2 separate regions of the Mus musculus genome follow, and region 2 is linked to region 1. A link is a contact called in ENCODE Hi-C or POLR2A ChIA-PET data. All regions are on one chromosome and are shown on one strand. The core of a region is the stretch at or near the end of the contact, and the rest is flanking DNA. Distances in the headings are between cores, read along the strand shown.

Region 1 (5,873 bases), core at 2,255-4,754:
ATAAATCTAAAAGCAAGTGTACATATCTGCTTCTGTTTAAATTAGACCTCTATAAAGTAGATTGGGTTTTGTTTGTTTGGTTGGTTTTGGTTTTTTGAGACAGGGTTTCTCTGTATTGCCCTGGCTGTCCTGGAACTCACTTTGTAGACCAGGCTGTCCTCGAACACAGAAATCCACCTGCCTCTGCCTCCCGAGTGCTGGGATTAAAGGTATATTGGGTTTTTACAAACAGGGTCAGTCACCATGCCAGACCTGTCCCTGGCTTCATCCCAGGGTATGGAATCAACAGGCTACCTCTCTCACATCTCTGCTCCCCTGCAACTTCCTCCTGACTGGTCTGACTTCTCACTCCTGCAGCATCCCACCTCTGAAGGTGGCTTTGTGAGGTCCTGCCCAACCCAGGTGGGCATGGCCTATCAACATGCCTAGCCTATGGTAAGAACTTGGGGGTGTCTTCCAGGAGTTCATGGTGTGACAGTGGGAGCTGCATTCATCAAAGACCCCATCCTTGGCCCAGGAAGCTACTCTCAAGAGAATAAGGATAGGGCTGTCCTGGTTGAAAGCCATTGCTCCCTCTAGGCCCACACTCTGGCTCTTTGGCTATTCCATCCCTATCCGAAGCCATCCGCACCTCCTCACCTTGGCAGCTGGGAACTTGGAATACTGGCCCAGGCCCCTGAGAGTGTGTTTAGGAGACAGACTTACCAACAGCCCAGGGATACCCAGTGACTTGCCACATTGCCAGGTGCTCCAGTGCCTGCAGCATCTCATTGAAGAGTTCACTGAGCTAACTCACAGAACAGTCCACAGGGCAGACATTTTGTGGTTCTATTTATACCTACCTAAACCTCCATCCTCCTACCGGCTCTGCAACTGCCCCACTTTCAGAGAGGAAAATGAAGGCACACTAAGGTTATAAGCCTGCCATCAGCCTGGAGGTAACAGCCAAGCTGGGGCTGCCAGTTGACATTCTCCTTCTGTCATTTACATATGAATCACCGAGAATTCTGGGGTCTGCTCTCTTCCAGACAGGAGCAGGCCAAGGCTGTCTCACTCCACATCGTGCCAGGGTGTACAAGGATGCACACACAGTAGGCATTTACTGAAGAATTCTGAGTGGGCTCCAGTCCAAGGTCCAAAGGCAAGGCGAGATCTGCTGGTGGATAGTGGCCAGTGCCTCATAGCGGCCTCCTCCTACCCTGAGTGCCACTAGCCAAGATGGACCTCTGCTGCCCACAAGCCATGAGTCACAGGAGCCCTGAGTCACCTGCCTTGGGTGGCCCAGCCCAGGGCTAAGCCAGCAGCAGCTTTAGGGCAGTGTACTTCCTGTGCTTCCTGTGGCTTTTATAAGCTGTTCATGCAACCACATAGAGGCAGCCACTGGGTATAATGGAGACTCGGGCAAGGCTCTGCCTGGATACCAGGCTCCGGTAAACAAGGCCAGGAATGCCTTTACTAGATAAAGAAGAGATCATTCTGTGCAGAATCCATGAGCCTTTCCCTGTAACTTCCCTCCCTGCCAGCTCGTACCAGAAACTTGGCTCTGTCACCTCATCTTCAACTTCAGCAGCCCAGACCTAAGTCCTCACTCTGGCATTTGGGACCCTGAAGCAGCTGGTCCCACCTGCCCTTACTCTGCTCCTAGGGTCCCAGAGCCTTCTGTCTGCAGCTCACTAGAGCCAGGACCCATGCAGCAGGCTGGGAAGATGTGATTGATTTATGCCCAGTTTATTTAGCCCCCTTCCAAGAATTCACAATTCTCCTGGGGTCCAGAACTTGAGCATCGACTCCCCTCTGAACCACTCCCATAAGTTCTTGTCATAGTACTTGGTTTGGCTTAGATCACTCGCTCCATACTATACTGCCTATTCTGTGAAGACACAACTCTCAGTATCTATCACCACCAAACACACACACTTTCTCTCTCTCTCTCTCTCTCTCTCTCTCTCTCACACACACACACACACACACACACTCACACTCACACTCAGAGGCAACAAAGACTAATGTGTATGGCAGACCCTCAGCTGGTGCACCAGGGCACTGAGCCAAGAATGAACAAGGGATCTGTCGCCCCAGGGCTGCCCATCCAACCCTCTCAGACTTCTGCTTTTCAGTCTCCATCTCCCACTAGAAAAAGGTGGGATGCTTAGAAGTGTCAAAGCGCCAGCAAGTAGACTGCAGAGAGGAAAGCGTATTATTGCCACAATCAAGGCCTGCCTGTGTCCTTCCAGCTAAAAGTTCTCCACCCCCACAACTACCTGTTCTCCTGGAGGTGGGATGTCTCATTTTCCATGGGTATCCTGTCTCTACAATGGGCCCTTGGAGGCCAGCACAGGCGAGATCTGTCCCACACATCCTGATGAACTTACTAGAGGATCTGGGAAACCAGAGGCTGAGGCCAAGGCTCCCATTCTGCTCCTACCACTGACCAGCAGGGTGGTCTGGGGGCACTTACCCAACCTGAGATTTTATCTTCCCATTCCTACACAGACATGAGAATATTCCTTCTGCCCCCAAATGGCTATTCTGAACAAGAGTGTATATTAGGGGCTCTACACATAATGCTCAGAAATTGCAGCTCCAAACAAGAAGGGCCTGGAAGATGGGGTCTCCTCTAACCTGTTCTAGAAGTCACCAGGTTGCAACCTATGAGGTCTTATTTTTGTGCATGCCCAACGCTGACTCCAGTTTAGAGACCCCTGGGATTTCTGGGGTTACCTCATCTCTCTGGGCTATCCCAGGTGAACTCTGCCATATGAAGTACAAGAGACTCCCAGAAAAAAAGTGCATCTGGTAGCTATCACGTTCCCTAGGCTCTAAGGCAGCAGGGGTCCCTCGCTGACTCATCCTCTCATCGGATCTTTTACCGAGAGAACTTAGCACAGCAATGTCACTGTGTCCCTCTGGGATCAGGAATAAAGTGGGTGAGTCCCCAGAGCAAAAGGGTTGGGCTGGGGCAACCAAGCCATCCTGGAGAAGAGGGATCCAGTTGTTGGGTCCGAATTCTCTAGACCCATCTAGAGCGGGAAACACGGGCGTCTCCCTGGTACTACAAGCTACCCAGGTTTGCAGCGCCGGTCCCGCCTCCAAGGGGGTTGTGTGCAAGCGGCGCTCTAAAGTCTCAGCAGACTGGCGAGGAGCACCATTTCCCTCTCTCAGATCCATCCCGTCCCGGGACACCGCCCGTTCCGCAGGCGCAGCCGGTGCAGTGCACCGGGAGAGCGCTCACCTGCTGCTCTTCCTCCTCGACCCGCGACGGCCCCCCACTCAGCACCCGAGACCCCTGGCGCCCCCGGCCCGTCGCGCAGAGCCCGGGACACCCCGCCGCCGCGCGCCTCTTACGCCCGCGTCGCCGGCGCCAGCTGACGCCAAGGTCACACGGCTCCCGTCGCCCTCCTGGACCCGCGCCCACCTGTCATGGCGGAGGACACGGCGCCGCCCCGTCGTCCTCGGCTGTCCGCCGCCCGGCGCGAGGGCTCCGGTGACCGCCGCCCGCAGGCCTGGCCCTAAGCCCCGCCTCTTCCCTATAGGTCCCGCCCAGCGACGACATCTTAGCCCCCAAGCCCCTCCCTCCGATTAGCCACGCCCCTTTCTGTACTTCGCACTGGAGACGCGTCAGCCGTGGGGCGGCTCGGGCTCTAAACAACTTCCCTAACTCTATACTACGCGCAGCAGAGAGCTCGGCCCCTGAGGAGCTTCTCCTGTAGCGACGCCGGGAGTCCCGCTCCAGCTAGCATAAGTGACCTAGCGGAGAAACTCAGTACCCAAGTCCTTGTCTGGACCAGAGAACTCAAGCCACGTCCCGGCTCAAGGCTCGCCCCATTCACAGCCTCTCCAATAGCTACCCGGGTCGGCGTCCCTTCGCCTATGCCCTGCCCCTCCTCCCGGTCTTGTGCCTGCTTTTTGCGGAGGTTAGGAGGTTATTGTGAACTTCTCAGTTCAATTTTCTGCTGCTACGCTCTGGCCACCCCACTCCCATCTCCTGGATGAAGAAACCGAGTCTTAAAAGAGACGAGAATTACCCAAGGTCACATAGGAGGTCAAGTCTGGCATAAAAGGCTGGTGGGAGTTCATTGGCAACCAGGGACCGAACGGAAGTCCACAGGGCCTCGACCGGACAGTGATGAATTGAGACTTAACAGAGAACTTAGTGGGTCCTCGTTCTACCAAGTCCCCCATTTACACAGAGGACAAATGGCTGGCATTGCCGCCTAGTTAAGGAAGTCATGTAGTCTGACCGAGCCTCAATTTTCCTAACTGTAAAATGTGTGGCCTCAGGTGATAAATCTTTCTGCCTCCCAACTTGTTTCCCTTCTGTTGTACATAGGCCTGGCTCTTCAAGCTCTGGTACCAACCACAGGAAGGCCCCAAGCCCAGGCCCAGCTAGGAAATGGAGATCTGCGAGGGTCGGGGAGGCAGGACCCTCACAGCCAGCAATGGCAGCAGGCACCAGATTTTGCTTCTCCGCTGGTGCGGCTAGTCTGGCACACTTTAGAGCTGTAACTTGAGATATTGGAACCAGACCAGGACCAAGACCAGGAATGGAGGCCCCAGGTCTGGATGCACTTCCCGGACAGTCCAGGAACCCCCTGGGTCCCTGAGCCCTCCGTGTCTGTCTCTGTCCTCCCCAGTGCTGCAACCTCTCATCTTGGGAGTGAGAGGCTCGAAAGGAATCTGGAGATTGACTTACAAGGTCACTTAGAGCTCCAAACTCTTGGACCCAGTGGTATTGATCAATACATTCCTGCCCCTTGCTAAAAACTGCAGAAAGCGAGGTTTGCTCAGGTTCCCCACCGGCCAGGCAAATGCAGAGTCAGCAGGCAGCTGTCCTCAGCACTAATCTGTGCCTGCAGAGGGGACAGACAGCATGGACAGACTTTGTTCCAGAGCAGGGTATAGGTACTATGTACCTGACCTACATGTGTGCCTGGGCCAGTCTGGGCTAGATCCAAGGGCTACATCTTGCAGGAACCCTGCACAGACCCCATTGGGACCATTCTGAAGGGCTCCAATTATTGCACACCCATCACTGTGTTCTAGCAGTGGGGTGAGACTGAGGACTTCCTGAATCATGCATTTTTAGGCATCCCTTGCCAGACTCCTCATCAGGAAGGCCAGCATTCCACCTTTGTATCTTCCTCTGAACCTGAGGACCTTACTTGGTCCCATGAGAGAAACTGAGGCCCTCACCCCCTTTAGCAGTCTGAGGTAGCCTCCCAACTGCAGGCTACCTGCTTCTTGGCACTCCAGAGTCTGTGCAACATTTGATCCAAGGACAACACTCAAGTTCACAGAGATTCTACATCCTAGACCATATAGGAGTCCCCTTCCCCCTACCTCAAGCCTGCAGGGAGAGAAGACCTTAGTCTGAGACAGGACAGCTACAGGGACACACGGGGCTACAAAACACACCCAATGTCCACTCCAGGATCTACAAGAGATGCAAGGTAGACCCCAGATCTAGGGATAGGCCCTGGGTATTCCTCCTCTTCCCTAAGGGGCACAGGTTGCTGCTTGCCTGCTGGCAGGACCTGTTGACATTTGAATGTGGAAAGGCCAGCTGATGTTGGACCCCACCTCCTGCAAAGCAGCTGGGAGCCTTCACTGGCATAGACAATTGAGCTGGTCAGAAGTCACAGCCTGTTGGACCAGTACTTATGACCATTGTAGTAAAGGGAAAGAATAAAAGCTAGGCTCAGAAGATAACCTGGCTCTATTTTGAATATAGTAAAAGCAGTATGGGGTTTATAGCCAAGGAATAGGTGTGTGGAGGCCTGGCAGATACAAAACTGAGAGACTTAGTTGGTGGAGTGCTTACTTGCTCGCCTAACGTATATGAAGCTCTGGGTTAGATAGAACTCCAACACCAA
Region 2 (5,873 bases), core at 1,807-4,306, 42 kb after region 1:
GAAGTGTGTCATTGTGGGGCTGGACTTTGAGAGAGCTTCCTTCTAGCTGCCTCAGGATGTCAGTATTCTCCTGTTTGCTTTTGGAACAATAAGTGGAACTCTCAGCTCCTTCTCCAGGGCCACATCTACCTGGATGCTGCCATGCTCCCCACACGGTGATAATGGACTGAACCTCTGAACCTATAAGCCAGCCCCAGTTAAATGTTGTCCTTTGTAACAATTGCTTTGGTTTCTGTGTCTCTTCACAGCAATGGAAACCCTAACTAAGGCACTTCTTAATCCTCCACAAGCAGCCACCAACTGGGGACTAAATATTCACATACCAGAGACTTATGCAGAACCTCTAGTTCAAGCCACATTAAAGCCGTGCGTAGCTCTAGGATTCTCTAAAGCGCTTGTATTAGTGCATTTTGCTTTGCTCTAAAGAAGCACACAAATCGCCAGGCAGTGGTGGGGCACGCCTTTAATCCCAGCACTTGGGAGGCAGAGGCAGGTAAATTTCTGAGTTCGAGGCCAGCCTGGTCTACAGAGTGAGTTGCAGGACAGCCAGGGCTATACAGAAAAACCCTGTCTTGAAAAAACAAACAAACAAACAAACAAACAAAAAAAGAAGCACACAAAGCAGGTGAATTTCACAAAGAAGGGAGGTTCACTCCACTCTCTATTCTGGAGGTTCAAGGATGTGACATCAGCATCAGCTCAGCTCTGAGAGAGACTGACAGTAAGTGTGTTCATGGGAGGAGGTCACGTCTGACTAGGATCTCACACTTTTTTCCAAGGACCTCCGAGACACCCAGGACCTCCTGCTATGATCTACCTCTTAAAGGTCTCACCTCTATCATCATACTAAGGACTGGACCTTCAATAAGTGAACTTTTGGGGCAGTTAACGATTTCCACATTATAGCATCCCTCAAAACTCTCCTAGCCTCCAACGATATCCAACTCCCAAGCTACCTACACACTCTCCAGCACCTGTGACAGCAACCTCCCCCCCACAAACCCCCCCTTCCTTCCCCACCCCTACATGTGTACCTATCACACAATCAGCAGCAGCCTTTTGTAACCCTTCTGTGCAGGGTACCAAACTTGACAAGCCTAGGCTCACAGGTGCTTACTCTCTGCACTCAGAACAGTGGTTCTTAACCTTCCTAACTCTGTGACCCTCATGCAGTGCCTCACGCTGTCGTTACCCCAATCACAACGTTATGTTGCTGCTACCTCATAGGTGGAAATCATAATGTAAACATCTGTGCTTTATGATGGTCTTAGGTGACCCCTCCGATCGAGTCGTTTGACTTGCAAAGGCGTCGTGACCGATAGATTGACAACTGCCAACTTAGAGCTACCAGTCTAAAACAGAGGTTTCTGCTTGGTCACACTCTGAAGACTTTGGGGAATGGTTCTACCTGGGTCTCCCCAGTTTCTGTTGATCCTGAAAACCCTCACTGTGATACAGCCCAGCCGTTCATGCATGCCTGTCTCAGGCTCATACAGTGGGACCTGCATCTCTCGAGGTATCCTTCCTCAGTTCCTCCTTTAGACCTTCAGCCTTTTGCCTCTGACCCTGAGGCCCTGACAGCTATGATGGTCCATTGTCCCTATTATTGACTAGATAAAGAGTCACCATTGAGACCCCTCTGAATGTGTCTGTGCAGGAGTTTTCAGAACAGGAAAGACCCACCCCAAGTGAGAAAAACACCAGCCCAAGGCCTGGGATGCTGAACTCAATGAAAAGAAGAATGTGGCCTGAGCACCAACATTCATCACTGCTGCCATGACTTCCCTGCTCTGACAGGCCATACCCTCAGATCCTGTGTCAAAGCAAACCCTTCCTCTTTTTAAGTTGCCTTAGTCATTCCTTTGTCTCAAAAGTGAAAGAAGACACAAATGGAACTCAAGCCCCTGGCCCTCAGCCCTATGTCATCTTCAGGTGAGCCCAGCTAGTGTTTCAGGAGACTCACCTCAGCAGCACTGTGGGCCCCAGCAAAGATACAGGTCCCAAATGCTCTTTTTCCTGCTGGTCCCATGAGATATGCTAGGATTTGGGCTCTGTAATAAACTTCGTCTTTTTGCCACTTTGGTCAAAGTATCCCCACGTGTCCTGGATCTCGCTGAAGCCCCTCACAAATCACAGCAATGACCTCATCTGAGGTTCTGGGATGACAGGGATCAGGGGCACCATCAATACTTTACACAATACACCCTGTATCAGCATTTGTCCTCATTGTCTTGCTTGTCACCTCCCTTGACTGCAGTCCAAATAAATTCCTTGAGCCTGAACCTGTGTTGCAGAGTCTGTTCCAGAGAGCAGCAGGGTCATCCTCTGTGAGAGGGAAAAGACAGACGCTGCGTCCAGTGAGACTCTGCGAAGACAGAGGACTCAGTGTCACACGTCATCTTGCTCCCTAAGAGGTGGGCTGCTTTGAGATGAAAAGCTGTCTCCCCTAGAAATGGATGGGCTTTGCTGCTGTTAGTAGTTTTCCTATTGTCCTTTGGAGATAGGACTTGCTTTTCTTCAAAAGGGGCAATGATTTACATCTTTGAGTTTTGATAAAGAAAGGGAAAGCCAGGCTCCCTTTTGGATTGGAGACTCTTGAAGAAAGGGGGTGTTGTATTTGTATGGGTTGTCAGGGCCCTGAAAACTGAGCTTCCTGTAGGGCAGGTATGGCTCTGGCAGGATAGAAAGGGTCTCATATTTCACCGGAGTGCTGTGAGCCTGGTTTGTGAATGCAGGAAATGTGAGCAAGACAAGAGATTCTAACAGACATTGCTGGTCCCTGTCGGCAGCTGCTGTGTGGGACAGGTCAGTTCTTTGTAGAAGGTCTGATCTAATAGGAAATCAATGTTCTGATGTCTCTTCCTGAGGCGAAATCAGAAATCAGCCTCCATGAGAACATCTTCCTTCTGGTTCCAAAAAGGTCTAAACTTTTGGGTAGCTTGCTCCTCTCATGGTCATAGGACCCTCCATCTTGAGTCACATGGCCACTCTGAGCCAATCCCTGGGATTGAAGGAACTGGGTTCTTGCTACTCCTACCCATGTAATGGATGAAGAGCAGAGCACCTACTTCTTAGCATACCTTTCACTTTCACTTTCCCAGAACTCAGGGGTGCAGCCCCCATTTCTTCTCTGAGATGATCCATGTTCCTGAGACCTGTTCGGACAGTCTCCTGTTGTCCCACATCACCTGGTGGCACAGTCTCTTGTTGTCCTGCATCTTGCCCCAGCTGGTCAAAGATGGCAGAGTCCAATCCCTAGCCAGCATATCTTGGCTTGGCAAGCAGGGAAATAAAGCACAGAGAGAACAAAGATGGCAGACAAGGTGGGTACCATCCTGAGACATCTGGGGATGCTCCTACCGAAGGCAACATCTGGGTATGTGCTTCCTATGGCCCAGCAGGGAGAAGTGTTTAGGTCCTTCAGCTCCAAAAGCAAACTGGTAGGTTGGGAGGTGACCCAGTGTTGCTGTGGGACCATACCATTGGTGGCTAAGAGGTAGTTTTCCTGGGGATTGCAGGAGGGTGCCAGAGCTCCTACCTGAGAGCAGGCACCCAACTCAGACATTCATGGGCTGGGCAGGCTAAAGAAGCTTGGCGTTAGTGGTCTGGAATGTGTAGAATGTTGGTGGAGGCTGCTGCTTTCTCAAAGTCTGTCTGCCCTGATCTGGCTGCATCCCACCTGTCTCACCCAGACCTGTAGCTCTGGAATTCTGACACCCAGCAACCAGAGGTGGAGCTCCGGTCTGGGAGAGGGAACCTGTGGTCTGGGTGGGTTCTCTCTCTCTCTCTCTCTCTCTCTCTCTCTCTCTCTCTCTCTCTCTCTCTCTCCTCACCAGGAATGTTCTACCTATAATGATGGATGACCATGGGAGAAGAGTTGTGGGCTGGCAGCTATCCACTGTTGGAGGACTGTCTGGAAATACTGAAAAGGGTGGACAGGCTTAGACCCCACCCATGGACAGCTGGCCTCACCCATGCCTGTGCAGAACTCTGCAAGGAAGGCAGTTCCAGGTAGCCACTGAACGATCTAGTCATGGGATCACTGCGCAGGCAGCAGCCTCTATGACTCCTGGTTGGGCACAGACTTTTCCTTGCCGTACCCCTGAGATCTACCTAATACAAAGGTGAGCACCTCTGTTTCCTGGGCACCCAATACATGTACAAGTTGCTAAAAGGCATCAAGAGAGGTCTTGGAGTAATTGGTGCTTAATGCCAAACCCCAAAGATTATACAGGTGGCAGAGAGGGTTGGTGGCCAGCTGTCTCTGAAGCTGATCTCTCTTCCCTGGGACTGTGGGGGATGAAGCCAGTGCTGGGGCACAGTGGGGATGGTGTGCCAGGTGAGGCGGTCCGTGGGCTGAGTGCTAACATAGCAGCTGGGTTTTTCCCTGTGTGGGACCCTCCTCTCCTGGTTTTACACCATTTCCCATGCACTTGGATATAAAAGTCTTTTGTGATGTTGTCCTTTACTGTCGTCTTGACAGGATTTGCAGTCACCAAGACAAACGTGCTCACACCTATGAGAGTATTTCCAGAGAGGGTTAATTAGCAGAGAGGGCACCATCTCAGGGCTTGGGGTCCTGGACTGAATAAAAAGGGAAAATGGAGCTGAGCTAGCAGCAGCATTTCTCACCCCCTGCTGCCTGACTGGATACAAAGTGACCAGCTGCCTCAAGCTCGTGCCTTCTCCCCCCAAGTCCTGTGAAGGACCATAACCTCACACCTGTAAAATCCCTTCCATCCATGTTTTTCTTTTTGTCAGAACAAAGAAAAAAGTAACCAATACAGAAAATTGGTACCTGGGAGTAGGGCTGGAGTAAACCTGACCAGGCTGTTCTTAGACCTTTGGAATGGGGTGGGCAAGAGGAAAGCCCTAGAGTTCTCGGTGAAAATAGAGACTAATGGGCCATGAGAGAAACCGAGGAGGGCCTGGCTCATGAGGTCTCCAGAGAGTTAAGGACTTTCTTTATGGGCAACCAGCCTATGTGTGTGACATTCTGGCAAAGAATCTCATCTTCAACCATGCTTTGTCCATGTCCCAAAAGCCTGAGTGAGGCTGAACTCAAAGGTAATAGGCTAACTGGTTTGGTGGAGGATACTTCAAGACAGAATAGCAGGCAGCCCGTGGCTCGGCCACTGTTGGCTCTTCTCAGAAACGGGAGCAGCAAGCTATGAAGAGTGCAGCTCAGCGAGTAAGGGTGTGTAAAGTCCCACGAGGCCTTGCTGGGAAAGCAGCTGTTGTTGTTAAAGACTTAACACCCTTAAAGGGAAACATCAGTTCACCACCAGGACAACAGGCAAGGTACCCGGCAACTCAAGATTCCACCTATGAAAGGCTCTCACTTGTAGACTGCAGATCCATTCGAAAGGAGGGAGCCTGGGTGGTAAGTACCACTGAGTTGTAAACACTTCTGAGCTTTCCTGCTAGAAAACAACCATCTAGAGCAGCGTTTCCTCAGCCTGGCACACTTCAGCGGTGACAGGAGGAGGAAGCCAGACTACATCTGGATCCGGAAGCAGAACGTAGTGCCGGTTTTATAGGCATGCGAGATGCAAGAGTATCACAACTTGTGTGGCTTGTACTATAATCCTAGAAAGCAGCGGAGGCCAGACACCGTGTGTTATGGTTGGATTTGAAAAGTCCATTGTGTGGAGCTGTGAGCTTAGAGCCTAGTATTGCACCCCCAGGATATTGGAGATGCCAGAACGGTAAGAGGTGTCTTTGGGAAATCTGCAGGTATGGAGTGGACCTGAATGAAGACAGGCTATATGCTGCAAGAAGCAGAAGTGCAGGAGAGGGCCTGCCCAAGGCTCTGGAGCCCAGATGATGCCCCCGAAGCCCAGGTGCTGCATCAAGACTTGGTGTTTATCTGG

The links. A loop is a pair of places that touch in the nucleus more often than their neighbours do. ChIA-PET counts read pairs that join two places held with the same protein, here RNA polymerase II (POLR2A).
Region 2: a loop to region 1 is called in a map of v-Abl transformed pro-B cells, with 1.8 times the contacts of the local background. The contact joins the promoter of E030007A22Rik here to the promoter of Card19 in region 1. A Hi-C loop is called at or near these places in 2 of 37 maps with a recorded cell type or tissue (T-helper 1 cell and v-Abl transformed pro-B cells). POLR2A ChIA-PET finds 5 or more read pairs at or near these places in 1 of 5 experiments (Patski).

What each region holds. Positions count from the first base shown.
Region 1 is chr13:49,212,522-49,218,394 of GRCm38, forward strand. It overlaps Card19 (caspase recruitment domain family, member 19), which reads right to left and starts at 3,505. Exons shown (of 6, transcript NM_026738.2): 1 at 3,416-3,505. The coding sequence starts at 3,422.
Region 2 is chr13:49,255,041-49,260,913 of GRCm38, forward strand. It overlaps E030007A22Rik (a long non-coding RNA gene), which reads left to right and starts at 3,057. Exons shown (of 2, transcript XR_003950519.1): 1 at 3,057-4,124; 2 at 5,737-5,873.